Regions from separate parts of the Homo sapiens genome. Here regions 2, 3 and 4 are each linked to region 1. A link is a contact called in ENCODE Hi-C or POLR2A ChIA-PET data. All regions are on one chromosome and are shown on one strand. The core of a region is the stretch at or near the end of the contact, and the rest is flanking DNA. Distances in the headings are between cores, read along the strand shown.

Region 1 (6,807 bases), core at 3,502-6,001:
GGACAGGGAATACTGGACTCCTCATAGTAATTGGGAAAGAATCTCTAGGACTTAATTGTTTGTCTGCTTTTCTTGGAACTCCCAAGACCGTTCTCTCTTATCTGAAGAGCAGTTTCCTCTGCTTACTCATGGTTCTTGTTTCCCTATAACCATGGCTCTCACATGGCTTAGCTTGCTGGGACCAGGTCTGGCCCACTGACTACAAGATGGGCGTGATCCATCACTCACCATAGGCTACGGTCAATCTCTTCCTCTTCGCTCCTGGGGTCCAATCTGCTGGGGCTGGTGGGGCTGGGGCAAGAAGGAGTCATGTGGCACCCCCATCAAGTTCTACCTTGCTATGAACTGAATGTTTGTGTCTCCTCCAAAATTCAGTTGAAACCCTAATTCCCAATGTGCTAGTATTAGGAGGTGGGGTCTTTGGGAGATAACTAGGGTTAGCTGAGATCATGAAGGGGGAGCCTCCATGATGGCATTAGTGTTCTCATAAGAAGAGGAAGAAAGACCAAAGCTCTCTCTTTCTCCACTATGTGAGAATTCAGTGAGAAGGTAATCATTTGCAAGCCAGGAAGAGAGCCCTCTCCAGAACTTGACCATGACGGCACCCTGATGTCAGACTTTGTAGCCTCCAGGGGTGTGAAAAACAAATGTCTGCTGTTGAAGTCACCCAGTCTGTGGTATTTTGGCCAGCCTGAATTGACTAAGACATACTTCTATATGAGGATTTATGAACAGGTTCCTAGGCAAGGGAGTCTGCAAATTGAAGAGGCATCCCAAAACATGCCTACTACCCCTCCTTTTTTATTTAAGTTTCACAGGACCCTCTTGGTTCTCCTTTTCTTAGGTGCCTCCAATCTTCTAAGTATAACATTCTGTGACAATTCTGTGACAGAATAAGTATTTATTCTCTGATAATTAAGGAAAAACAAAAACAAAAAGAAGACAAAACACCCACATTTGTCCCTGAAATTTAAAATACGAAGGGTTGTTCCCTGGTTTTCTGATTGTAGGGTCAAAAAACGAAGAAGCAACGAGACTAGCAATTGGATACCTTTAGATCCCAAACTTCATCCTATCATTGGTTTCTGGATAGATTATTTATTGCCCTTGAAATTCAGCAGAAGGGGGCTGGGTGCAGTGGCTCACACCTGTAATTCCAGTACTTTGGGAGGCCGAGGTGGGCAGACCACCTGAGGTCAGGGGTTTGAGACCACCCTGATGAACATGGAGAAATCCCATCTCTACTAAAAATACAAAATTAGCCGAGTGGGGTGACGCATGCCTGTAATCCCAGCTACTTGGGAGGCTGAGGCAGGAGAATCGCTTGAACCTGGGAGGTGGAGGTTGCAGTGAGCCAAGATCGTGCCATTGCACTCCAGCCTGGGCAACAAGAGTGAAACTCCATCTCAAAACAAAACAAAACAAACAAACAAAAAAAGAAATTCAGCGGAATGAGGAGTCTTAAAAACCTAAAAGCTAGAAGGGGTTTTATTGGATTATCTAATCTAACCTCTGGATTTTACAGCAAAAGACATTGACATTGGGCCTTAGTTCAAAGAATGACTAGAGGTAGAGCCAGTGGAATTTCTCCTAACCCAACGTTTGTGATCTTTTCATTACATCATCTAAGCAGAACCTGTAGGGGTTAACTCTGAGAATTGGGGATGATGCTTGTGATAATGCAGCAAAAAGTAATGTCTAAATGTAAGATATTATTTTGAGATGAGAACACCGAATGGGGATGGAAGACAGGAATCTTCACCATGTGTGAATGTACAGGAAACAACCAATAAATGCCTTAATTCTTGTTCTGTAAAAACTTACATGTAAGTAAAAGATCGCCGAAATTGATCTGAACTCTGTTACTGCCACAAACTTTTATCAGCAAATGGAGATTAGGATGTTCCCACTGCCAGATGGTATATAGGAATATGGTTGAATGTGGACTGTTATCACAGACTGTCTGGTTTCAAAGGTGGGCTCTGTCACTCAATATAGTTGTGTGACTTAGTTAAGTTTGTACCACTTACAAAACTTCTTCCTTGGGTCAAGCTACTCAATTTTACTTGCTTCTGTTGCCCAATATACAAATTACAGTAGTAATACATACTCCATAGGGTTATTCTTAGGCTTAAAGTAGCCAGTATTTGTGAAGTTATAGGAACACTGTTTAGCATATAGTAAACACATGTGTTATCTGTCATTATTATTACTTGCTTTTCTGTTGCAAAGACTAAAAGCTATTGTTTTGGAGTAGGGAAATTTCCATTTAAAATTCCATTGGCTAGGTTAGCGGTATCAGTTGATTTAGCAAGGAATTAAGAGATGAAAAGGAATTATTTCTTTCGTGGTGGCTTCATCTTTATCTGTATCCACTATAAAATTCGTAAAGTGGGCGTTATTTGCTTTACACAGACCAGAAAACAGGCTACAGAAGGTAACTGCTTGGCCAGAAATGGGTTGAGTCAGTCGTGGCTTATGGCACAAACTACATTTGAGTCTACAAAGCAATAGATGAAGGTCTTCGCCAAGTGAAGACTTTTTGGACTTGGAAAGTTCACACACTTCCAGCGCTCTATAAGAAGATAGGGTGGGGGAGTTGGAGGAGAGGACCCACATCCCTCTTCCAGCCTAGGACCAACTTGGCCCAGAGGCCTTTTCCCATGCCGCCCAAGGCTCGCTGAGAAATCTGGCTCCACACAGTGGGAGAACCCAGGGTCAGGCTTACTGTGAGTGAGGCCGGCCCAGTCTTTCCCGAGCCTTCCTCAGGGAGACCTGGGGGTATCTCACTTCCCTGCGGAAGTCTGTGGAGTTTAATTTGTAAATTTGTGCCGAAACTACACTTTTGTGTCAAAGAGCAAGGACGGCCAAGAAGCGGCAACACGAATAAGAGCGCAGGGAAATGGGGCCTGCGAACGACCTCGGCCTCGGGAACTCCCACAGTGCCGCCCCACGCGCGACGCCTACCCGAGAACAGCCACCCGCCTCCGCTCCCGGAGGAGGCGTGGTCGACCAGCACCGCCATCTTGGCCGCCTCTCTAGGCGCTCTGTTTACCACTCTATGGTCGCCTGCTCCCGCCCCGCCCCTTCCCAGTCATTGTCTGGAGGAGCAGCCGCGGCCGCAGCTCCTTCTCTTTATAAGCCCGCAGTTCCCGGATGTGAATGGATTACAATGTATCTTTCAGGGAAACCTATTATTATCAATGTGACTCCACGGGGGAGTCCATGGTGATGATGATGAGGAGGAGGATGATGATGATGAGACACCTCTAAACTTGGAACAAGTTTAAGACTTTATGAGAGAAGAAAAAAAATCACCAACAAGAATTGTTTGAGGAAAAATTATAACTATCCTGTGTTCATTTTTTTTTTTATAAACAATAAGAAAAAGTTGTTGGATTTTTTTTTAATGATTTCTTTTTTGGGGGAGGGAATTTTGTTGCAGTTTTATGGTGGAAAATGCAAAAACCAGAGCCAGGTGCATAATCTTGTAATCTGTGGATATCCCTGGAGCAGGACTGAGTACCAGTTAAAATACTTTTTGGGGATACACATGTGAGATACTAAGTACTTGCAGAAGATTTTTGTCTCTCTTTTTAAAGTCTCTTTCCTTGGAATATTGTGAGAATATTTGTGGCCATTTAAGGTAACGTTTCAATTTGCCGTCAGAGTAAACTGTTTGTAATTGAATTTAATTTTTAAAATGTCGATCCCGATGTTTTATTAAAACAAAAGGGACAACCTATTAAATAATTGCCAATGGGAAAAAGTGTGTGCATGCATTTTGTGTATGTACTCGCACATCTAGCAATACCAGGATTTGTAGAATGTGTGTTTTTTTTTTCAAACACACGTTAAAATAGCTTATGTTGCATATACCGGATAAAGCACGCTTGTTATTACGAAACGATAGAATTATGAAGCTTAAATTTTATCCTAAAAAGTGATGTGAAAAAGTATGTTTTAAGAGCATGCAGGGCCTATAATGGTAAATGTTGAATTAAAAACTTACAGTGCTGGCGAACAGGGACTTAGCGTGCCTAGGAACTCAAGTGCAAAAACAAAACAACATCCACCCCCAAAAATTGCCCTTTTTTTTTTTCGAAGTTTGCAGTTATACTATTCTGTGACTTAAAAGGGAGGGGAAAGAAAGTATGCAATTCAGATTTCGCCCCCAACGCAAAACTACCGAAACGAAAATCTCCCCAGGAAAATGTGGCTTGATTTATAGACGAAAAAGAAAAATATTGTTCCTCTTGGCAAAGTCTTTTTGCATCACGTGTATTTGCAGCCTAGTATAAACTTGCTTTGCCGTGTGTGGATGTGTGAGTGAGAGGGAACGAGAGTAAGAGAAAGAAAGAAGTGAGGGGATGTAAACTCGAATAAATTTCAAAGTGCCTCCGAGGGATGCAACGGGCAAAAACTGAACTGTTCAGGCTTCAGATTGTAACTGACGATCTGAGGAAAAATGAGGTGCTCGATGAATTTTCGTTTGTATTTTTTGGCGAGGCGGGGGAGGTGTTGAGATTTTTTTTTTTTCCCCTCGGGGTGGGTGCGAGGGGGATGCATCCTAGCCTGCCCGACCCGGAGCAAGTCGCGTCTCCCCGCCGGAGCCCCCCCACCCATTTCTTTGCTGAACTTGCAATTCCGTGCGCCTCGGCGTGTTTCCCCCTCCCCCCTTCCCTCCGTCCCCTCCCCTCCCCGGAGAAGAGAGTTGGTGTTAAGAGTCAGGGATCTTGGCTGTGTGTCTGCGGATCTGTAGTGGCGGCGGCGGCGGCGGCGGCGGGGAGGCAGCAGGCGCGGGAGCGGGCGCAGGAGCAGGCGGCGGCGGTGGCGGCGGCGGTTAGACATGAACGCCGCCTCGGCGCCGGCGGTGCACGGAGAGCCCCTTCTCGCGCGCGGGCGGTAGGTACCGGCGCCTGCGGGGCTCGGCGGGGCGGAGGCGCCCGGCGGCGCGGGGTTCGGGCTCGGCGGCCCCGCACGCGGCTCCGCGCCTCCCGCGCCGCGGGCTCCCGGCGCCCGGCGCTCCCAGAAGAGACACCCCTTCCCCTCCCGCCGCTTCCCTCCCCCTCGCCGCCAGCCCCCCCGCCCCTCCCCTTGATGCCCCCTCGGAGGGACCGAGGACTTTGCCAGGGGCCTGACTTTAATTTTTATAACCCCTTTCTTTCACAAATTAGGGTGCTGGACAATTAGAGGACCCGACCCTCCACTCCGCTCCCCCCAACCCTGTCACCCCACCCCTCCCCCTTTGGACGTGTTTTCACTCCAGAGACGCTCATCTTTAATTTCTTGATAGCTACTTTGAAAAGCGGAGGGGAGTGGTGTGTGCGAGTGTGTGTGCGTGTGCGAGTGTGAGTGTGCGAGGGGGGTGGGGTGCAGGGTGGGGGGAAAGTTGAGATCGGATCGTTCTCAGTAGTTTCTCTTTTCTCTGTGATCCATTCATTTCTCGCTCTACCTCCTGTTGCATAAAATGATGCGCTGAAGAGCGGCTTTTTTTTTTTCTTTCCCTGATTTGGTTTTATAGTGGATGTTACCAGTTTGATCGTCTCTTTGGAAATACAATATCGCTTTTTTTTTTTTTTTTTTTTTTTTTTTTTTTTTTTTTGCTATTGCTGCCTATTCCATCTTAAAAAAACAAAACCAAACCCAACCCAACAACAAGTCTCCCATCCCTTCCTCCTTTCCACCTTAATCCCACCCGCCCCCACGTCCCCACCCCCAACCCCCCAGTCTCCAAAAATCCGATTGTGTTTTCTCCAAGGATTGGGACTGGATTTTCTGATTGCGGTTATTTCCATGTTTCTAGGTTTGTGTGATTTTGCTAAAATGCATCACCAACAGCGAATGGCTGCCTTAGGGACGGACAAAGAGCTGAGTGATTTACTGGATTTCAGTGCGGTAAGAAAGAACGGTGGAAACTAACAACAGCTGTGAAAAAAACAAAACAAAAACCCAAACACTTCAGCTAGAAACCAGTAGGAATCTAAAGGACAGTAATAATTTTTAATTGGCTGAATCCTTGGTAAATATGAAGGTCTTTTTGACAAGTTTTTAACTATAATTTTGTGGTGTGATGGAAGATTCAGGCTTTTTTTTTTTTTTGAGTTTTATTACTGGCCTTCAATTCCCTACCCACTGATTACCCCAAATAATGGAATCTCACCCCAGTGGAAAGCAAAAATAGACACCCCTAAAACTAAACCACCCCTAAAACTTGGCCATGTCTGAACACTGAGACTACTAATACTTTGCACACTACTCTTCGTTTTATTTATTGTTTTTGGAAATGGAAAATAGAAAATAGGAGACCCAGTTGTCTCTTTAAAGTTTTAAGCTAATGATGCTTTGGATTGGTAGGACCTGTTCCTTACATCTTACCTCCTAGTTACATCTTTTCCTAGGATTCTTAAAACTAGTATGGATATGCTGAGCATACATTCTTTAGAACCTTTTGGACTGTTTTGGTAAATTTCGTAGTCGTAGGATCAGCACAAAGCGGAACTTGACACACTTGTGGAGTTTTACGGCTGTACTTGGTCCTTCTCCATCCCTTTGCTTCCTTTTCCTAAACCAAGTCCCAGACATGTCAGGAGAATGAATTCATTTTTAATGCCAGATGAGTTTGGTGTAAGATGCATTTGTAAAGCAAAATAAAAAGAATCCACAAAACACACAAATAAAATCCAAACCGCCTTCCAAGTGGGGCTCTTTCATGCTGCTGCTGCTGCTGCTGCTGCTGCTGCTGCTGCTGCTGCTGCTGCTGCTGCTGCTGCTGCTGCTGCTGCTGCTCCTCCTCCTCCTCCTCCT
Region 2 (6,807 bases), core at 2,587-5,086, 490 kb before region 1:
CACTGCGGTCAGAGGCCCAGTGAGTGATGTGGTCTAGGGCCGTGGATGCTCACTCACATTCTGCTTTGGTCTTGACCACAGCATCAGAAATGATTTGATGCATTGGGTTTGAACATGTTTTGAGTTACTCTGTATTGCATACACATGTAAAACAAATCTGGGAACCCACAAGTGTGTGACCAATTATTTTGCTCCTCTGCAAAGTGTTTATTAAATTTTCAAAAACGAGATGATACAAAGAGGCAAACAACAGAAGCAATCACAAATCCAAAACAGTTTTCAAATCTATAAACAATTTTTGAAAAACATTCAAGTAACTTTCCAACTGTGTTGCCAATGCAGTGAGGAAAACAGATCTTTCTTAAGGTTCGGGAAATTTTCAAGTGTGTCAGAGTGACCCACACACATCTGTTGGGATGTTCTGAGTGGCAGTGAATTCACGGAGAAGCTCTTGCTCCAGACTTTCAGGATACAAAAGCATCAAAAGCAAGTCCTTGCATCTTGGTGCCCTTTAGTGACTCTAGGTCTCTCAAGATTGGAAGCCCAGAGACCTTGGTCCAAGACCAACTTCTGCGCCTAGTCATATAAGAGATATTGGACAAACCACATTGAGCCTTAGCCTTTTATCTATGAAAAGAAATGCTTTGTCAAACCATTAGCAGTGACTCATTAAGAGGTTTTAAAGACAATTTAGTGGGTCATACCAATATTTTAGAAGAAAACAAAACAGAATCCAACCAAAGAGAAAATATCAGAGTGTATTACAAGTAGCGAAAATAGGCCTTGTTTTAGGAAATTTCTGTTTCAATACGTGTGTGTATTGAAATTGTTTTGTTCCTCTATAACATGCTTATTAACTTTTAAAAATGAAAAAAATATAAAGAGGTAAATGCCGGAAGCAATCACAAACAAGCCCCAGTTTTTAACAATTTCTGAAAAACATTAACTTTCCATTTTGCTGGCAAGTAATATATTTTTCTGTACTAGGTTATACAATAAAGTGTTTTTCTTAATAAAGATTTTGGTCAAGAGGCTTAAAAAACACCCCTCTTAAGTTTCTGTCCAGCTCTAATATTCTATGATTCCCAAAGATAGAAGGGACCTGCTCACTGAGCCGTAATGATAATACTCTCATGTAACATTTTTTAGCACTTACTACGTTTCCAGGCACCGTGTCAATTGCTTTCCATGCATCATCTCATTGAACACTCCCAACAACCCTATGTGTTAGGTAATCATGATGCTGTTTTACAAAGACTGAGGAAATTAAGCAATCTTGGAGAGGTTCAGAACATAGAGTTAGCAGGAGAGCCAAGATTTGAAACTTACAGGCTGACTCCCAAGTCTTTAATTTTTCTTATGATTTGCTGCCAAACACGTGAGATTGTGAGCATCAGTTAGTAACTGGGCCTCTGGTACAGATGGGCGCAGGTCTTTTGCCTGAATTTCCATGTGAAGGAGGATGACCAATCATTTCTCTTCCTCTTGACTAGGGGAAGGTGCATTGTGCATTTCAAAAGCCTGCCTAGCCCGGGGAGATAAGGGGGTCGTTTTATCTCTTTGCATTTCATTTTACTCATCTGTAAATCAAATTTCCCTCAGTGTCTTCCAGAGTCCTCACGAGTATCAGAGAAGGCATAATCTGTACACGTGGCTTCATTTAAAATGAAAATATCAAGCAGTGTCATTTTCACAAGTATCCCCACACTGTCTGAGGCTGAAAAGAAGAGTGTAGCTATGCACACTGCAGTGAGAAGAAAATTTCAGCTCAATTGGAGGATGTAAAGGTACAAGTAAGGTTTCAGCAGAAGCGCTCATGAACCCCACATGAAGTCTTTCTTCTTTCTTAGCTCATACCCCCTTTAATGCATGGATGCTGGCTTAACTTTATCAGGAGTCAGAATAGGCTTCTGTGTGTATTCTTGACTAGAAGTAAAACAAATATTTTCTTTCTAAAGTTATTGAGTCCCATTGATCTATGTGAAATTTCACCATTAGATAGTCATTCCTTTTGCTTGAAGGCTTTGGGACTGCAGAAATTCCTGATTAAAAATTAAACCTTTCTATGGTTCACGAGCAAAATAATTAATCGCCTAAATGACAATTAGGTCATTCTATAATTGAATAAAATTCCAATGATACACAAACAGTAAGTTCAATTGGGAACCATGGGTAAGATTCACAGTGTACAGCATGATCTGGAGAGACAAGCTTGGTTGGGGGTCTAAGTAAAGCATGAAATACAGTCGGGAGGGTCACAGAAAAGCATCGAAGACAACTCTTAGCCACTTGTAAAATTTTGCAAGAAGTTGCAATACTCCAGAATAATCACAATCTTTTCATACAGTGCTTCCCAGTTTATAACATGTTATTCTATTTAACACTCCCAGCATCCCTTGGGGTAGATATTTCTGGAGGAGGAAACTAAGGAGAGAAGGGATGTGACTCGACCGAGGTCACCCACTGTGAAATGGCAGGTCATACAACTCCTGAGCCCTTCTGAATCAACCACACTTTCTTCCCAGGCAGATGGGCTCATTCTCAGTGCCCAGATCTGAGCTCAACCATTCTCTCTCTGGAAAAAGACATCTCATGCCACTTTTGACACATGTCAGGGAACACAGAGATACATCAAAGAATACATTCTGGCTTTAATGCCTACCAGTGAAATAAAAGACTGGAGATGTGGCTGCGTGTGGTACAGGCACACACACCACAATGCACACACAGCACACATACAGGATCACTGGGAAGAGTGTCTGTTCTAGGTTCATAATTCAACCAAAATGTATCAGTGATTAAAGCAATTGAGCTTTGCTCCCATCTCTGATTTCGCCTTGACTTTCAGTCCTCTGCTTCTTTCTCCTTTTCTCCCCGCCCACTTTTTAGTGGCCTTTGTTCTTCGTTCCTGAGCCATCTGGTTGCAAAGTATGGTAGGAGCACAGTGCAGCAGGCACATGAAAAAGCAGTACAAAAAAAAAAAATAGTAGGAGTGAAAACAAAAGACATGAAGATCCTGAATTTTTAATTTCTCTTTTCAGATTGAAATACCACTGCTCCTAGTTCTGATGCAAAATTGAAAAGAGTGCACTGGGTCTTCAAATGGCATATTGACAAGGAGAAAGAGGAAAGGATGCCCCAGGACAGCCTGGGGGTCAAGGCTGGGCTCAGGCATGCCTGGACAAGCCATGCAAGTTGTCTCCGGACTTGAACCACGTATCAGAGGAGCTATTTGAGGAGCCACATCAGCATACCTGCTTCTGTGGGCCCCCAGGCTGTGGTGCTCAGCCCTTGCACTATGAAACATTTTTTTTTTCCAGAAGCCAAAGCTTTGAGCATCTCCTCCCATGTAGAGAGTGTATATGTTTACGTCCATGTCTTTCGCCATGTGAACGCATGCAACCACCACCTCAAATATCATAAATCCTCTCTCTCCCCCTTTCTGTCTGCCTGTTTATCTACAATCTGTCTATTTAAATTCTTTTTAAACAAGAAGGGAATATCTTTATGCCTGTTTGTAGGGATATTCTACATCCATCTGTTATTTACATCATTCGTTTTCCTGAGGTGTCTCCAACAAATCCTGGCTGGATGCACTGTATGTGTTATTAATAAAACAGCTGTAAAAATATTAACTGTACGGCCTAATTGTCAGCCCTGATTGGGAGCCAAGTTTATCCCCGGACGGATGCGGAGACTCAGAATTTGGGCTTCCATCCAGATCTGACCCTTGCAGCTCACTTTACATTTGATTCTTTGACCATTTAAGCTGTTCTGGCTTCTTTTTCCTCCCAGGGATCTGTGCACATCCGGCCTCCTGGCCTCCTGGCTCCTTCAGGTGGCGCTGGTCCAGCTTCCTGAATGTTCATGGCCAGGCCTTTCTCCTCCTCCCCCTACTTTTGTTAAACTTAACAGCCATATGCTATAGAATCACCTTCCAGTAACTTAAAAGATGAGTAGAAATATTGTCAGCATTGCCTCTCTCTGCACACTGGTAGGAAATAGCATTTGGAGAGTCTGCATTGGAAAACACATCTCTATTAAAAGCATTGGGTTAGGATACCAGAAAACCCAGAGTGATTGGCTGCAAAGTGATACTTCCTTAGTATCTGGAATCAGATCAATCTTTCAGCCAAACCTTCTGGATAGGGAAGATAAATGAAGAGGTGATAATACATTTTATTTTTAATGAAGTGCTCAAAATAAACCAAATGAGGGCAGAAGTTGGCAAATGAGGCATTTTTTTACTGTGCCCTCCTTGGGATAGTTGGATTAACCCTGACTGGCTTATACCTAAGTGAGGCTGAAGTGTTTACTGTGGGGCAAGACTGGGAGGACAGACATTGCATAGAAAAAAACTTGATTCTGCCAGTATCCAGAAAGCCTTGGCGTCGTCTGCATCTAATTCTTAGGTGATTTCATAGAAGAACGTCCTTAGGTAGGGTGGTATGATGGTTTGCTTCATTACACATGAAATACATAAATTATCTGCCAACATTTCATAGGCCAAAACATTAATGACACCATTCAAGCTCTTAGTCCCAGTAACATTTAACATGGCTGTGATTAGCTGTCAAAAAGTTGGATAAGATTTGATGCTTTATGTTTGTTTGTTTTTTTTCTCTACTGCGACTTTCTTCATGATTGCAATATTCCACTCCAGTGAAGGGTTTTGGAAATTTTACAGGATTGGCCTTTGATTTTGCTTATTTTTTTAGGAAGATTCCAAGCAGGCTCTCCTGCCATAGAAGATTACCTCTCATATTCTCTTAACCTCACATTTTCCAGGCCATCACTGCAAATGTTTCCAAAAAGACTGCTTGTCCTGGGGTCACCATTCCAATTCTCATAACCATTAGTATTGACAATCTGGTAGGACACTAATTGTTTGTTTGACTTTCACATTTTTAAACAATCACTTGTAAGGGGAACCCATATTTTTGTCTCTAACAGAAGTGATGAAAATTTAAAAAGAGAAACCAAAAACTTCAAATTACCAGTCCTTAAAAGAAACTGCAGCAGGATGTCAATGAAATCATCAAATACACTGCTGGAGAGCTGACCTCAACAGAAAATTTAACACTCCACTATCTTGCTTGAAAAATACAGATGTTTTTTATACATGGTCAATTGCCTTCCAAAAATGTCTGCATTGTAAAATGTTTTTGTCTAACAATTGGACTAGATTAAAGTGACTTCATGGAGACAAACTGTTTTTAGCCTTGAAAGAGCTAGTAATTATTAGATGTTTCAATGGAAGCTACCTCTTTTTTCCACCTTTGTTTACCATATAGTTACCTGAGTTTAAATGTGTTGGTGTTTCCTGACCCATATCTTATAAATGTATGACAAATTAAATGTCTTTTCAATGAAGCAAAAGGAAAATGTTTAATAGAAATCTTAACTTTCATGAGAGCAAGAACTTGCTTTATCTACCATATGTGTCTCCCATAGTGCTTAACAGACAGCTGTTTGCCAATAGAGCTCAATATTCATTGACTAATGACCAAGTTAATCAAATTCTCTACTTGGCATAAGAGGGAGGTCTAAGTTTCTTCCTGCTTTAAGCTTCTATATTGAACTCTTACATGGTAAAAAGACTTTTAGCAATTCTTTATTTTATTTAAATGTTCAACAGTGTTTGCTGAGTATTTTCTATGGTGCTTAGCACAGGGGTAGGCACCAGGATGGATTCATAAATAAATGTGAGACTTGCCTCCCACCAATAAAAATTGTATAATTTGTTTGTGGAGCCAGGATATCACATAGCAGAGGCATTGTAAAATCTGGAGTAGAATGGTAGTAACTGCATATAGGCAGATAGGGCATTCAATTTCAAGGAAAAAGGGCTGTGGGATTAGTTACAAGACAAAACTTCACATGAAAGACAATGGAGGAGCTGGATCATCTAGAAAGCAGAAAATGAGGAAAAAATAAGCAGTTTAAGATTGAAGACTTGGTAGACCCAACATATACATTGCTGAACTTCTTGTCCTAAAGCCTAAATAACAATAACAGATGGAGACTAACTGGTAAGCTCAAAGTTTGGTGATAATTCAAGCTTTTCTTATAATCAATGTTTATGATGTGAAAAAAAGTCTGCACTCAAGTGTCCGGTATGCATTAATAAGTTACTGAATATGTTTAAGACGGAACAAACGTTATGCCATTGTTAATGTTCATTAAAATGTGGCATTCCGAGAAGGTGAGAAGTTAATTTTTGGTGATGGCTTCTGGAAGTAGATGGAATGAATAGTCCTGAGGGTATTCTATTACCAGAGAGAAGGCTACTGAGGAGATAAGTTTAACTTCCATGATTCTGGAAATCTCAAGTGAAAAAAACTTTAAAAATGACAAATTCAGGAAATATTTACTATTTCAAACAAAACACTGACTTTCCATTACTTTTGCCTGGCAGAGAAGTGAAAATATTGATCTCAGAGGAGATAGCTTTTTGTTTAGGAAAATATTCTGATATGCTTTTTTTTTTTTTTTTTTTTTTTTTTTTGTAAACGATGCCCCTGCTATCTTAAAAGATAGGATGAAAAAAGAGAGAGAGAGAGAGCTAAGCTGCACTACATAAAAAGTTAACTGGACTTTGGGAACTGGTCACTGATGCCTCACTGGTGGTTGGAGAGGGCTGAGCAACTTGGCAAGAGGCTGGCAAGAAGCCTAGAAAGAAAAGACAGCCATGCAGACATCCAGGTGGAGTGGATAACTGAGGGGCTTTTAAGAGTAGTGGTGATTAATATTCAGTTGTCAATGTTTCCTATTCTGAGCTGTGCTGAAACCATTCACTTCTATCTT
Region 3 (6,807 bases), core at 2,950-5,449, 480 kb after region 1:
TCTTAGAGCAGGGGCTAACACATTTTTTTTCTGCAAAGGGTCAGATGATAAAAAATTTAGGCTTTGTGGCTTTCACTGACTCTGTTGCAGCTTCTCAACTTTGTCCTTGCTGTACAAAGGCAGCGACAGGCATATCTAAAAATGGGTGTGGCCATGTCCCAATAAAACCTTATTTACAAAAACAGGCAGTGGTGTAGATTTGGCCTATGAGCTATGGTTTGCTGATCCCAGTTTGTCCATTAAACAAGTGAGATTTATCCTGACTAGGGAAGGTACAATCTCAAATAGTGAAGCAAAAGCTTAGTTCTTTCCTGAGTAATTACTAGAACTTTGCTGAACTTTGGAGACTAAGCCACTGAGGATACCAGTTTTTCCCTGATCATCTTGAGAATTACAGCAGGCTAAGTGACTTGTCCCACACTGTTTAGTTTATCAGACATCTATCTAGCTGTGAAATCTTGGCCCAGCTCTGGATCTATTGCTAATCATCAGCCAGACTCACTGTGATCAAAGACGGACAATAGAACATGGAGCAAGTGGACCAACCACTTAGTATCAACTCAATTATTCTGTCTGAAATGAACCATCTATGTTTTTCAAGCTTACAAAAGGAAAATGTTATAAACATCATTAGAGGCATTCAGATGATCCTGCCTGTTTTCTGAATGGTTAACCATAATTAAATACTGTATTAGTTATCTAATTGCATACCAAATTACCTGAAAATTTGGTGGCTTAAAACATCTAATGTTTTCAATCTCACAGCTAGAGTGGGTCAGGAATCTCGGTGGCGTAGTTCAGTTCTCTGGCTCAGGGTCTACCATGAAGTGTTGGCCAGGGCCGTGAGGACTCAACTGGGGTGAATCTACTTCCCAGCTCATTCCCACAGCTGACCTCGGGGCCCTTGGACTGGCAGTTCCTTGCCTCATGGGTCTCTTCCCAGGGCTGTTCACAACATATGAGTTGTTGTTCCCTAGAGGAACTTCCCCTAGAGGGAAGGCTCAGAGAAAGGAGGCGGGGAAGGCAGGCAAGACAGAAACCAAAGTTTCTTTGGAACCTTATCTGGAAAGTGCCATACTATCACATTTGCTATTTTCCACTTGTTAAAAACATGTCACTGGTTCCAGCCCACACTCGAGGAATGTGACTCTACAGAGGTGTGTATATTAGGAGTCTGGGGTCCTTGAGGGTCATCACAGAGGCTGCCTACCACATATACTAATTTCATTAAGGTCTTTTTAATTATTTCTTTGTGCAATGAGGGTTCAAACTCCCTGGCCTTGAGTAGCAAAGGAAGATGTCACAGCCACAGTAAAAGCATTAGGACGTGTCTTTATGAGTACTCAAGAGGAAAGAAAAAGAGAAGAAATAAAGTATGCATGTTGCAAGGTGGAAGGGATGGGGAAGAGAAAAAGAGAGACAAACGAAGAATTATGGAGGCATTTTTCTAGAATTATATGTCTTCCTTTGGAAGAAAGGAAGCAGACTGAAAGCTTCCTGAAAGAGATATGGCCAGTGGACTCCTAAAAGTCCTCTTGTTCCTGCTCATTCCTCAGTTCTCTGGGTTAGAAAGTGTCTCACGTTCTCCACTCATTCATACATGTTTGACTATTATTGATCTATTATTACCAAAGTAATTGGCTGAAATTTTATAATTTTGGCTGTCCACTTGCCAAAAAAAAGGAAAAAAAAAAAAAGATGAACAATCAGCCCCATACCAAGTACTAAAGGGGATACAATTGTATAATATATCTCCTGCCTTTGAAGATCTTATATTCCAATTAAGGAAATAAGACAAACATATGGAAACAGTTATGTTAAAATTAAAGATTTAAATAACAGTTTAAGGTAAGAGTAGAATGTTGTAAGGCAGCATGTGATTAATTACCAGACAAATTATATAGAATTCGTTACTATTGGAATCCAAGGGAGAGACTGATCATTGTGAGCAAGGTGATTGGGGAACATATTGTGAAGAAAATGATAAGGATCTGGAAAGGGAGAGTAAAGTAAGGGCATTCCAGGTGGATGGGATGGCATGAGTAAAAATAAGAAGGGAGGACAGGTGTTTTGGGGGAACAATGAGTTAACCAGTTTGGAGAGTGGGTTTTTGGAGGCGAGTAGTCTGAAATGAGGTAAATGGTAAGTCAGACAGCCATGCAGGAACAGGTTGAGTTTAATTATCTAACCTGTGCTTGGTCCCTGAGGCAGATGGCTCACCAACAAACATGCTTGAATTACCCTCTATTAGAATTTTCAAAAAGGGGTAAGTTCCAGGTTGATTCACTGAACATCTTGGGCTCCCATCCCGTGCCTGTCTTTTAATAGCAATTGGTGGCAAATGGAAACGGTACCTGTGCTTTGTCTCCATAGCAGCAACTCACAAAAGCCTTGATGGCACCCAACTGAAAGAGCCTGAATTGTTGTCACCCCCCACTGAAAGACGAGGAGGCAATACAGGGAAGGAACGTGGCTGTTTCAGGAGGCTGTGGGATTAGGGAGACAGGTATGCTGGGCACCAGGAGATCCCAACCGAAGTAGAGTTGCAAAGAGGATTCAGGGTATCAAATCATAAAGCATTCAAGTTAAGACAGCAGGAAAAGATGACACTGAGCCTGCCTTCTTCACATTCTGAGAACTTGGAACCATGGAGAAGGGTCATAGAACCTTCAGAGAAGACCTAAAGAAACCCCTAAGTAGATGTGACATCTAATTCAACACCACCCCCTCCAACTTCCTAACTTTTACGTTACTCAATCTCTCTAAATTCCATCTGCTCATCTATCAAATAGCTATAACAGTATTACTCACTATATCCATGACATTGTTTTGGAAATTCAATGAGTCCACACGTGTCAAAGATTTCAAAGTGCCTCCCAAAAAGTTCTCATAACTCTTAGGTACTGCTTTTGTTGCTGCTATTGTCAATCTGTTCTTCCTGGCATCTCCATATCTTTGATAGTCATAAAAGCACATAACCACATAAGGTGGTAAAATCATAGTTTTCTCTTAGATGTAGGTCTCTTTGAAAGGCTTGGAATGACCCAAGGAAGGCTTAACATTAGAATGTCTCTGGGTTTTAGAATGTTTCTCACTCCCTCTTTCCTACTCCCTCTCCTGTCTCTGTCTCTTCCCTCCCTTCAGTAAGCCACATAGTCAATGCCTTCTCTGTGCCAGGCACTTTGCAAAATACTTCTAGCATTTCTAGGCTCTGGATATGCAGATTTGGGCAAGGCCAGTAATTAATTTTTGGCTTCTGAAAGGTAAGTGATCATGTTCAGGTGTGGATTCAGATAAAGTAAGTTAGTAGGGTCTCTCAGTAGAGGAAAAAATGGGAGATTTCATCTTAAGAAGGAAGAGGATGAAAATGTGAACCCAACATGTGCTGTTTGGGAATAGATTCCAGTGGTGTGTCTGGAGCAGCAGGGGGGCATCTGTGGGTGTCCACAGGCAGCTGGCCAGCAGGCAGACAGCACAGGGCTCAGAACCAAGGCCTCCTGGTGCAGGGAAGGTATGCAGACAGCACCTGGGGCCCCATTTCTGTACCTGGCCTGGCTTCCCAATCCCATCAGCTGCTAAATTATGGGGAGGAGAGTACCATGAAGGCAACAGAACTCATCTTCTTTTAATTATTATTCTATGGTAGTATGGTCATGACTTGTATTTAATATCTTCTGGCTGGCAACAATGTACTGAATGCTCTGCAGACCACAGCATTAAGCATGGCTGGCCATTGGCTGTTATGCTATGGGCTGACATCTTAATTCTACAGACATGAGATGCTTGGGGAAGAAAAGGAAGGCTCCTATGGCACCAGGGCAAATAGCAAGATGGTAGCTCCTTGGTCCCAGACTTGGAGTCCTTGACCTCAGCCTCTGTCCAGAGGACCCTTCCCACAGTTGCACAGCAGGACACTGATTTATGATACTTCAAGAGGTGTTTTCAAAATGAGTGGGCACAGAAAAAGTATCTAAAAGAGTTTAAGATATTAATTTATTTCAGATATCCAGGATACTCAGGAAGACTGCAGTGAGAAGGGATCCCACAACAAATTATGACCAAAAATAGCTAAGAATATTGCATTTCCAATTTGCCAGTATGCTAGTGGCGTAGGAGGCTAAAGGCTGGTATGAGCTCAGCCCGGGCTTTTGCCTGCATTGTCGGCATCCCAAATTAGCAACAAGTGTCATCAAATATATGAACTGGGAGGAATTCCAAAGGAACCAAATCATTGCTCTCCAAATAGATGGAGAGAGGATGTAGTGAGGGGTCAGAAGTGGAGAGGACAGGCACAGGAAACGTTTGTGGTGTCATTTCTGTCCCCGGACAGGATGCCGGAAGGAGAGAGGTCAAAGCAACAGGAAGTCTAGCATCACGGTACAAAACGTTATCAAGACTGATGGGATTTTAATTGTTTCATTCTTTGGGGCAAATGCTGTGTGATCACTTAGCCATCGAATCTCTATTGTGTTATGTTTTGTAAAATTTATTTTTAATTTAAAGTCAATATAGGAAAGGTTGAACAAACAAAGGTAGAGGTGGGAGTGCAGTGGGGGAAGAGCTTGTTAAAGTAAACGATCCAAAAACTACAAAAATGCTGGAGGACTTTTGTGCAGGTCTCTCCCAAGCTGCATTTCCCACTGGACATCTGGATTATAATTCAGAGTACCAGTTTCTGGCTTTTGGCCCTACTCAGATCCTCTGAGTTTCCAGTCTTACCTAAGTAATCCTCCCTAGAGGAGTTTATGTGATAAACTCTATCCACTCCCCTGGAGGTGTATGTATCAGAAAGTCCTTTGAGTAGGCCACAGAGAGAGAATATAAACTCCTGCACCTCCTGGGCTGCCTGAAGTTCCCCTCAATCACACAATTCCTGCTGCTTTGGCTGTTGGTTAGCATGACAAAAGCAACTCTTCAACTTAGGCTACTCTCTTCTAAAGGCTAAGGGACAATTGATAGCATCATCCCCTCAAATCTAGGAAGAAACTATGAAATGACATACCTCTTTAGAAAATGATTTGCCCATAGAAGATCTCAGTCTATATCCACGAGAGAGAAAGAGCTTAAGTGTCATTCAGATTTACATCTCTCCAAGTATGAGGGGTTGGGGGTTGGATAGTATAGCTCACAAACATGCCCTTGGAGTAAGGAAAGCTCTCAGCATTTGAAAGTGTTCTCCAGGCTGATGCAGTGTTGTGTTCCAGGTTCCTCTGAGTAGCTCCTAAACTCAATCTGAGTTCTTTGTAGCAACCTGCGTGGTGCCCAGGAGCTGCCCATTTGCCATTGGCCTGACTAGTTGGATTTTAGTTGCTGGACTCTAGTCCAGGGAACCTACTCTGAGCCACCCTCCATCTGAACTTCACTGTATTCATATTCTCCCATGATTTCAGGGCTATACTAAGACTGGGATAAAAACTGCTGAGTGCTGGCATGACACAAGATGGAAAATATGGGCTATCTCACATGGCTAGAATCCCCATACCCTCCCATAGGAAAACAGGTCTAGCCATTCAGCCCCAGAAGTATATCTTGGCCATTTTCTGAGAATAAGAAATATAAGGCTATTTAAACTGTATTTAGAATATCCCCAATCTTCAGATTAGATTGATGACAAAGATTTCAGAAAGAAATATCATTTGTTCATTCACTTATTAATTCAAAAAATACCTATTAGATACCTACCATGGGCAAGGCACTCTGCTGGATGCTGGGAAGATATGAGTTAAGAGGACAGACATTTGTCAGCTCCCATGGATAACACAGAATAAAGCAATAGAGCCATTCTTAATTGTGATATGCGCTGAGAAGATAACCAGCAAGGGACTGAGATGGACGGGATCTTTTAGCTGGGTGCTAAAGGCTTACTTGAAGAGTTGACATTATCCTGAAAAGAAGAGGGGTTTCTTTTTGAGAAAAAAAGGAGAGGAAAGGGAGAGACCATCAGTAGAGAGAGCAAAGAACATGTGCACAGCCTTGAGGTGAGGAAAAGCTTGTGTGCTCCAGGGGTGGAATGAGAGGAGCCCAGTGGGGCTAGAGGATTGTGACCCAGGGAAAGAGGAGTCAAGATTGGAAAGAGTCAAGGGCAAGATCAAGGATGGCCCTAAAAGCCAGAATGGGAAATTGTTTTACTCTGAATGTGGCAGGAAGCTAAAGAGTTGTGATTAGGGCTCATTAAATGAATGAAGGCGAGTGACATGATACAATTAATATTTTTTCATTTGTGCTTCTTCATTGAGAATAGATTGGAGAAGTGAGAAGAGGAGCAGAGAGACCAGCTGGGAGCTGCTGTAGTAACCCAGGTGAGGGAGATGGTGGTCTGGACCAGTGCTTCGCATGGAGGTGGACAGAAGTGATATAACTGATTTAAGTCAACCAGCTGCTTGATCCAAATAATGCCAAATGAGTTTATTGCCATCTCTTCATATTTTACAACCAGATCACTTCTGCATAAAACCACATGGAAGAATAAGAAGGGAAAAACAATCAAGCAATAAACTGTTCATCTGAAAATAGTTAAATTCTCCAACAGTTGATTTTAAAATATTTTCCTAAAATCTATTAAGATTTGTTCAAAGTAATTCTTCTATGGAGGCACATCTCTGGACTGAAACAACCAGCCTTTGCCTTTGGTGTGGTCCTGTTTCAGTCAAAATGGCTAACAGGCTATGAAGAAAATCAAATTCCAAGTTACTCAAATGTGGAGAAAATCTGGAGGTCTGGTATGGGCATCTTTTCAAAATGTTTTAATTACACATTGATTTACAAATGACATTGTCTAGTATGGTAGTTTTAAAAAAATCATCATTT
Region 4 (6,807 bases), core at 2,038-4,537, 400 kb before region 1:
TCATACCTGTTAGCATGATCACACAAGATCATTTTCTCTTCAACGCAGGGTGTCCCCAAAGGCCAGGAGTCACTATATCCTGGCATGATCGTGTCACATCCCATCCTACCTCTTTATTATTCTTTGCGGTTGAAACATGTGGATTGTAATATTTATCTTTTACTCAAAATGATATAGGTATCCTTTAAGTAGTCATTAAAGTATTTAATGTATTTATAAGTATTTAATTATCCATTAAAATAAGTAGTAAAGACTATAAAATAACAAAAAATATTTTATCCATTTATTTCTTTAAATTTTTTCCTAGAAGAATAGTAGCATTTTTAGATCTGTCACATTTATTTATCATGTTGGACAATATTTATTTAATAGCTACCTCCAGTTATTAACATCTTAAATTCTATTCTTTATAGAACAGATGCAGTTGTAATACAAAACATTAGAAATGTTCTGTTTGGAAAATTCCTTGAATTATGATTCAAGATAATCTCAAAAATATAGTTACTACCAAACAAAAGAAATCTAATCTATATTCCTATACAATTACTGCTCAGCTAGAGATGAGAACTACCAGCTCCTTCTCTTTTTAATGTGAACCTACAAACAGATATGGAAATTAGAGCTATTAGAAATAAAAAAAAATGTTTGAAGGCTGGACAGTGGTTATGGTATCAAGAATATTTTGATAAAATGGGATTTTAGGCCAGGCACGGTGGCTCATGCCTATAATCCCAGCACTTTGGGAGGCCAAGGCCGGCGGATCACAAGGCCATGAGATCGAGACCATACTAGCTAACACAGTGAAACCCCGTCTCTACTAATAATACAAAAAATTAGCCGGGTTTGGTGGCACGTGCCTGTAGTCCTGGCTACTTGGGAGGCTGAGGCAGTAGAATCACTTGAATGTGGGAGGCAGAGATTAAAGTGAGCCAAAATCGTGCCACTGCACTCCAGCCTGGGCGACAAAGTGAGACTCCATCTCAAAAAACAAAAAAAAAGGGATTTTATTTCAAATTTTTGTGTACCTCTGATATAATTATTCAAATTTTTGCAAATGGCTCTGGTCATCCATTCGTAACATAAAGAAGCACAACAGGCTGGGCACGGTGGCTCAGGCCTGTAATTCCAGGACTTTGGGAGGCTGAAATGGGTGGATCGCTTGAGGCTAGGAGTTTAAGACCAGCCTGGCCAACATGGCAAAAACCCGTCTCTACTAAAAATATAAAAATTAGCTGGGCATGGTGGTGCACACCTGTAGTCCCAGCTACTTGGGAGGCTGAGGCACGAGAATCTTTTGAACCCAGGAGGCAGAGGTTGCTGTAAGCTGATACTGCACCACTGCACACTCCATACTGGGTAACAGAGCAAGACACTGTCTCAAAAAAAAAAAAAAAAAAAAAAAAAAGAAGCAGCAGCAGCAGCACATCAAAAACAACTCTATTCCCTAGTAGTAGTAAAAAGCATTGTGTCTTTAAACCTAACAGTTGGAATACAACTTTGTTATTGAACACAGAAATGCAGAAGAAATAATGAAAGATAACATTTTAAATTTAACCAACTTAACTTAGCAAATCTTAAATATACATATCCCATCAGTTTATATATGTTTATGTATATATGTGGATGTTTATATATATATATGTGTGTGTGTGTGTGTGTGTGTGTGTGTGTATTGCTATGAAACATACATCAACACATTGCTGATAGGAGAATTGCTGCCACCCTTTGGGAACTAATTGCACAATATGATTAATAATTTTGGAAGTTTTCATTACACATAATAGAAAGTCCAATTCAATTCACTTACACAACAACAACAACAAAAACCCTGTAATTTCACATGATAAGGATTCCAGAAGGAGAGAAATGTAAGGGCGTTAATTTAGTGGTTCAACAGGTTACAAGGACTGAGTTTCTTTCTGTCTTTCTTCTGTGTCATGTGCTTGTGAGCTAGTTCTCTTCAACATCACACGGTGACTGCTATAGTTCTAGGCATCACATCCTTATCCACCAATAACAGAAATTTTAAAAAGGGTGGTCTTATCCTTAAATCTGTTTTTAACATCTAAGAAACCATCCCCTGAAATCACCCCGGCAAATTTTCATTCACCAATTATTAAATAAAATTAAGTCATATTCTCTTTTCTAAGCCAATCACTGATAGTGGGAATGGAATTACCATGGTGGGCTTTTTCTAACCATTGTGCTTGAAGATGAGTCCACGTTTCCTTGAAGTATGTGGCTGAATAGAAAATGATAGACACCTGGGATAGAAAAAGGGTACTCCTAGTAAGAAGACAAAAATTGATGTTGGCTATCTATCACCAAAATTTTTCGCCATGTGTGTCAAGAGTTATATCCATGCCTTTTGACCCAACAACTCTACTTGTGGGAATTTCTTGTTAAAAAATAATCTAAAGGTATTTATTTAAAATATTCATTAGTGCACTGTTTATTTTAAAACTATAAAATAATGTCTAGTAATATAAAAATTATTCACTTAGATGATTTCTATTAGATGAAATATTATAGAATTATTGGAATGATAATTATAAAACATTATGGCATTAAGGAAATGTTTATTACATAATGCTAAGTGAAAAAAGACACAATTACAATTACAGTATGATGGCAACTATATAAAATATGGTTTTATTTTTTAAAGGATATAAAAAAGATTGTGTGATTTTTTTCTTTGCATTTTTAAACATTTTGCTAGCTTATTTTTAAACTAACAAAGAATATAATGTATTATCTACAGATAACGCATTATCTGTAGAATTGAAAGGATCATTATATAACAGTGTAACTGTAGGCTGCTGGTTAAGATATAATCAGATATCTCAAAATTGGGAATTTTTATGAGGCTGTTACATAAAATTATGTAAAAGTTCCAAAATTATTTAAATGGAAGTAACTAAAAAACTGAGTTGAACTCAAGGCATTTAAAAATATATATTTCAAATTTATGATATACAGTATCAAAAAAGCTATACAATTTTCCATATTAGTTGGGTTAAAAAGTGCCCTTATACTAGTGATTCTTGTTTAGGTTGGTTTTCTACATGACCCTATCAGAGAAAGTTTGTCTTTTTTTCTGCTTCTAGTAAGCCTTGTAGATGTCATTGGCACATTTATTTTTCCTTGATTTCTTTGGGAAAAGGAGGCAACTGGTCCAGCTTTTTATGCCTGAGGTCCAGAAAACATACACCTGGGAAAGGCTACTGAACTTTAATTAGTCTTTCCTGTTTCTGAGTCTGCTTGCACAACAGTCTTCCTCCTGCACATGACCCTGTCGTCAACTGTCTTCCTGAAATGTTTATAAATAAAACATGGAAAAAAGTATGAGATCACAGCCCAGGATTAGCCTTAAGCCATGTCTTTAGGGTTGTTGCCATAGCAGAAGTGTATCCAGGATCAAAAAAACACTCTTGGATCACAGGACTCTTTCACTTTTTATACGCTGTGTAGCACCTGGTCTATGGACTGCATACATTTCAGCACAGGGTGGTTGTGCTCTGTCACAAGCCCCTTAAAAAAGGAGAAGTTATCTTATGAGTGATGGCCCTATATACTATGTCACTCACCTTGTCCTTGTGGAAGAAACAGGACCAGAGAGGGCAAATAGATTTGGTAAACAGCGAATGAGACAGCAGAAACATATAGATGTATTGCTAATAATATTCATTTTTTGAAAGTAAGAAGTTAATGCATCCGTGTAGGACAGAATGGGGTTGATGATATTTTTGTTCTTTTTATCCTCGCTCCCCAAGCACTTATCTAAGGATATCTAGAAGAGCAGGACTGGATTGAGTGGGGGTGGGGGTGCTGTCCCAGGGAATGGGGGAATAGCTCTTGGGATTTTGTGCCTTTTTATGTCTTCACTTGTCCTTTCTCATTTGGGTTTAGGTGTGTCCTATCTGAGGAGTTTAATTGGCTCCAGAGCAGAGATCTTTATTCCCTTCATCAGACAGAGTGTGTTCTATGACCACAGTAGAATTCAGCTAGAAGGAAAAAGTAGGACAATAACTAGAAAATTTCCAAAATGTTTAGAAATTAAGCAATAACATTTTGAATATGAGTAAGTCAAAGAAGAAAAAATAAAAATCAAACTGAAATATCATTAATATGGCACATCTCAAAAACTTGTGACATGCAGGTAATGCCATGTTTAGAGGGAAATTTATAGCCTTAAAATGTATACATTAGAAAATGAGAAACCTGAAAACCAATGACGTCCCTCACACTCAATAATTTAGGAAAAGAATTTAAAATTAAATTCAAATAAAGTAAAATAAAGTAATAAAAATTTACTGAAAATTACAACTCACCAAAATTGAAAACGAGGAAATAGAAAAGTCAAACCAAAAAAAAAAAAAATCCATAATTTAAAATCTCCTTGCAAAGAAAATTTCAGGTCCGCATGGCTTCACTGGTCAACACCTCTAAGCATTCACAAAGATGTAATATCATAGTTCTAGAAACTCTTCTACAGTATGGAAAAACAAATAGCATTTTTTTCAGCTCACTTTGAGGCTAGTATAACTTGGATACTAAAACCTGACAAGGATATTATAATACAGTAAAATTACAGACAAGTCTCTTTAATGCAAAATATAAGATGGATAATGTATCATGACTATATTGAATGTATCCCAGAAATGTAAAGGGTTTTTTTAACATTCAAAAATCAATTAATATAATTCACCTCAACACTGAATAAAAGAGAAAATTATATGGCCATGTCAACAATTGCAAGAAAAAAAATTTGAGAAAATTCAATGTGATACATAATCTATGTTCTGAGTACTCACAAGTTTGACTTTTTACATGACAACATTTTTGAACCCAGGACACCTTTTTTCTTCTTAAGTATCTGGCTCTTGAAATTGAAAAGCAGAATTTTATTGATCTTTGTCTCTACATACTCACTTTATAAAGGTTTCTTTTGAAAGCAAAATCTTGATTATCTTCATGATATTCAGTTGGCCATGGACACTTCCTCCCACCTAAGGGATGCGTGCCTCAGTCTCAAATGTGAAAGGCCATTGGGCAGTAGAAATTAACAGGATGAAAATAAATTAGGTAATGTTTTAAGATATTACCCAGTTGTTTTAATAATAGAGAATTCTGTGATGAGAGTCCATCGTTCTTCCTTGGAATTGCCTATAGCTACCATTCCATGGAGATTTCATTTTCACTGATTCCTCACTGACCTGTGGAAGAGTCTATTTAATCCTCAATCACATGTTGTATTTGCTACTTCTACAAACATCTAATTTGTTAGTGGTCTACAAACCATTTGTTACAGATGCCCCAATGTGTACTGTCCTTTCTCCATTAGTCATAGGTCCAAGCATCAACTGGGCGACTCTCCACTCTCAGTGCTGGGGCCACTGTCAGGGTCCAGTATCCTTCAAGTCATCCAAAAGTCTTTTGACTCAGACATGCTGGGCATTCCAGAAGAAGGTTTAGAATCTCCATCTCATCTGGCTGCTTTCTGCTATGTTCACTTCACATCTCTACCTTCATATTAAACTGTCCCAAAAGAACATTCTCAAAATCAGCCCCAGATTGCAGGGTGCTCATTTCCATTACGAACATCCAGAAACTAGAGCCCTTTTTTAACTTTAGCCATCAGTGGGTGTGAGATGGGATCTCATTGCGGTTTTGATTTGCATTTCCCTAATGAGTAATGATGTTGAGCATATACTCATATGCTTATAGATCATTTGTGTGTCTTCTTTGGATACATTTTCATTCAAATCCTTTGCCCATTTTTAAATTGGATTTTGAACTTTTTATTAATAAGTGGTAAGAGTCCTTTACATATTCTAGATACAAGTCCTTTATCCCATGTGTTTTGTAAATATTTTCCCCCATTCTGTGCACCATTCTTTTACTTTCTTGCTGGTATCATTTGCAGCACAAATGTTTTTAACTTTTGTGATGTTCACTCTATTTCATCTTTTCTTCCTTGTATTTTTGGAGTTGTGTCTAAATTAAAATCACAGAGAATTATGCCTTATGTTTTCTTGTAAAATTTTTATAGTTTTAACTCTTACATTTAGGTTGGTAATGCATTTTAAATGAATTTTTTAATAATGTGAGTTAGGGGTCAACTTCATTCCTTTGCTTGTGGTTATTCAGTACTTGCTGAATCATTTGATGAAAAAAAAAAAACTGTTCTCTCCACACTGAATTTTCTTGGCACTTTTGTCAAAAATCAATTCATCAGAAATATAAGGGTTTATTTCTGAACTCACAATTCCTATTGCATTCATCTATATGTCTATTCCTATGAAATGTGGTGCTGTCTTGATTACTGTAGCATTGTAGTAAGTTTTGAAATCAGGAAAGCTAGCTGTCTTGGGTGCACCTACTTGGAATCAAGCTTCTACATGTGAGGCTGGAGGGAGAGAAATGCCAACAGCCTGTCCTTTCCTGAATCAAACCATAGCCCAGACTTGGAGATGGAGGGAGAAGGAACCCCTGTCTACTTGGCTGTTTATGCCTAGGGCAAAGCTTCTGTAACATTGAGCTAAGGTGGAGGTAATGGACTGGATCATAGCTCAGATGCCATAGACTGTCACAGCTTTTACTGAGATTTAGTAGATTTTTTAAAATTAATCTTTCTGCCCTTAGGACAATTTTCAGACAGACATTTTAAATGATTGCTCTGTATTTTTTTTACCAGTTAAATTGGTTTTTTTGTTTGTTTGTTTTTTAGGAAAAAGGTGCACCGAGCCTCTTACTTTATTCAACAATTATTATTTAAGTAAAGCTTGAAGGGATAATTGAAACAGC

Evidence for each region. A loop is a pair of places that touch in the nucleus more often than their neighbours do. ChIA-PET counts read pairs that join two places held with the same protein, here RNA polymerase II (POLR2A). Pooled maps may share reads with other maps.
Region 2: a map of endothelial cell of umbilical vein shows a loop between it and region 1 (15-fold over the local background). The contact joins the enhancer-like site here to the promoter of TCF4 in region 1. A Hi-C loop is called at or near these places in 3 of 168 maps with a recorded cell type or tissue (IMR-90, endothelial cell of umbilical vein and heart left ventricle) and 3 of 50 pooled maps. POLR2A ChIA-PET finds 5 or more read pairs at or near these places in 2 of 52 experiments (AG04450 and OCI-LY7).
Region 3: a pooled map of heart left ventricle shows a loop between it and region 1 (6-fold over the local background). The contact joins the enhancer-like site here to the promoter of TCF4 in region 1. A Hi-C loop is called at or near these places in 5 of 50 pooled maps. POLR2A ChIA-PET finds 5 or more read pairs at or near these places in 2 of 52 experiments (activated B cell and activated CD4-positive, alpha-beta T cell).
Region 4: a pooled map shows a loop between it and region 1 (4-fold over the local background). The contact joins the enhancer-like site here to the promoter of TCF4 in region 1. A Hi-C loop is called at or near these places in 1 of 168 maps with a recorded cell type or tissue (heart right ventricle) and 4 of 50 pooled maps. POLR2A ChIA-PET finds 5 or more read pairs at or near these places in 2 of 52 experiments (OCI-LY7 and endothelial cell of umbilical vein).

The regions. Positions count from the first base shown.
Region 1 is chr18:55,586,136-55,592,942 of GRCh38, reverse strand. It overlaps TCF4 (transcription factor 4), which reads left to right and starts at 4,751. Exons shown (of 20, transcript NM_001083962.2): 1 at 4,751-4,905; 2 at 5,807-5,898. The coding sequence starts at 5,827. LOC105372126 (a long non-coding RNA gene) reads right to left here and starts at 3,044. Exons shown (of 3, transcript XR_935479.3): 1 at 2,968-3,044. RefSeq lists an enhancer at 2,937-3,166.
Region 2 is chr18:56,080,185-56,086,991 of GRCh38, reverse strand. The region is part of intron 3 of LINC03069 (long intergenic non-protein coding RNA 3069); the gene reads left to right. All of the region lies in intron 2 of LINC01905 (long intergenic non-protein coding RNA 1905), which reads right to left. It overlaps LINC01539 (long intergenic non-protein coding RNA 1539), which reads left to right. Exons shown (of 9, transcript NR_040026.1): 8 at 1,603-1,787; 9 at 3,042-3,636. Among named protein-coding and RNA genes, the nearest start is that of LINC01905, 41 kb to the right of the region's middle. Within about 2 kb of position 3,836, at least 7 of the 41 ENCODE cell types and tissues checked have a DNase peak (open chromatin) inside an H3K27ac peak, as active enhancers do; they include endothelial cell of umbilical vein and heart left ventricle, where a contact is called at or near this core.
Region 3 is chr18:55,108,088-55,114,894 of GRCh38, reverse strand. It overlaps LINC01929 (long intergenic non-protein coding RNA 1929), which reads left to right. Exons shown (of 3, transcript NR_110743.1): 3 at 6,242-6,807. Among named protein-coding and RNA genes, the nearest start is that of LINC01929, 13 kb to the left of the region's middle. Within about 2 kb of position 4,199, at least 2 of the 41 ENCODE cell types and tissues checked have a DNase peak (open chromatin) inside an H3K27ac peak, as active enhancers do.
Region 4 is chr18:55,985,352-55,992,158 of GRCh38, reverse strand. No RefSeq gene overlaps it. Among named protein-coding and RNA genes, the nearest start is that of LINC03092, 7.5 kb to the left of the region's middle. Within about 2 kb of position 3,287, at least 3 of the 41 ENCODE cell types and tissues checked have a DNase peak (open chromatin) inside an H3K27ac peak, as active enhancers do; they include endothelial cell of umbilical vein, where a contact is called at or near this core.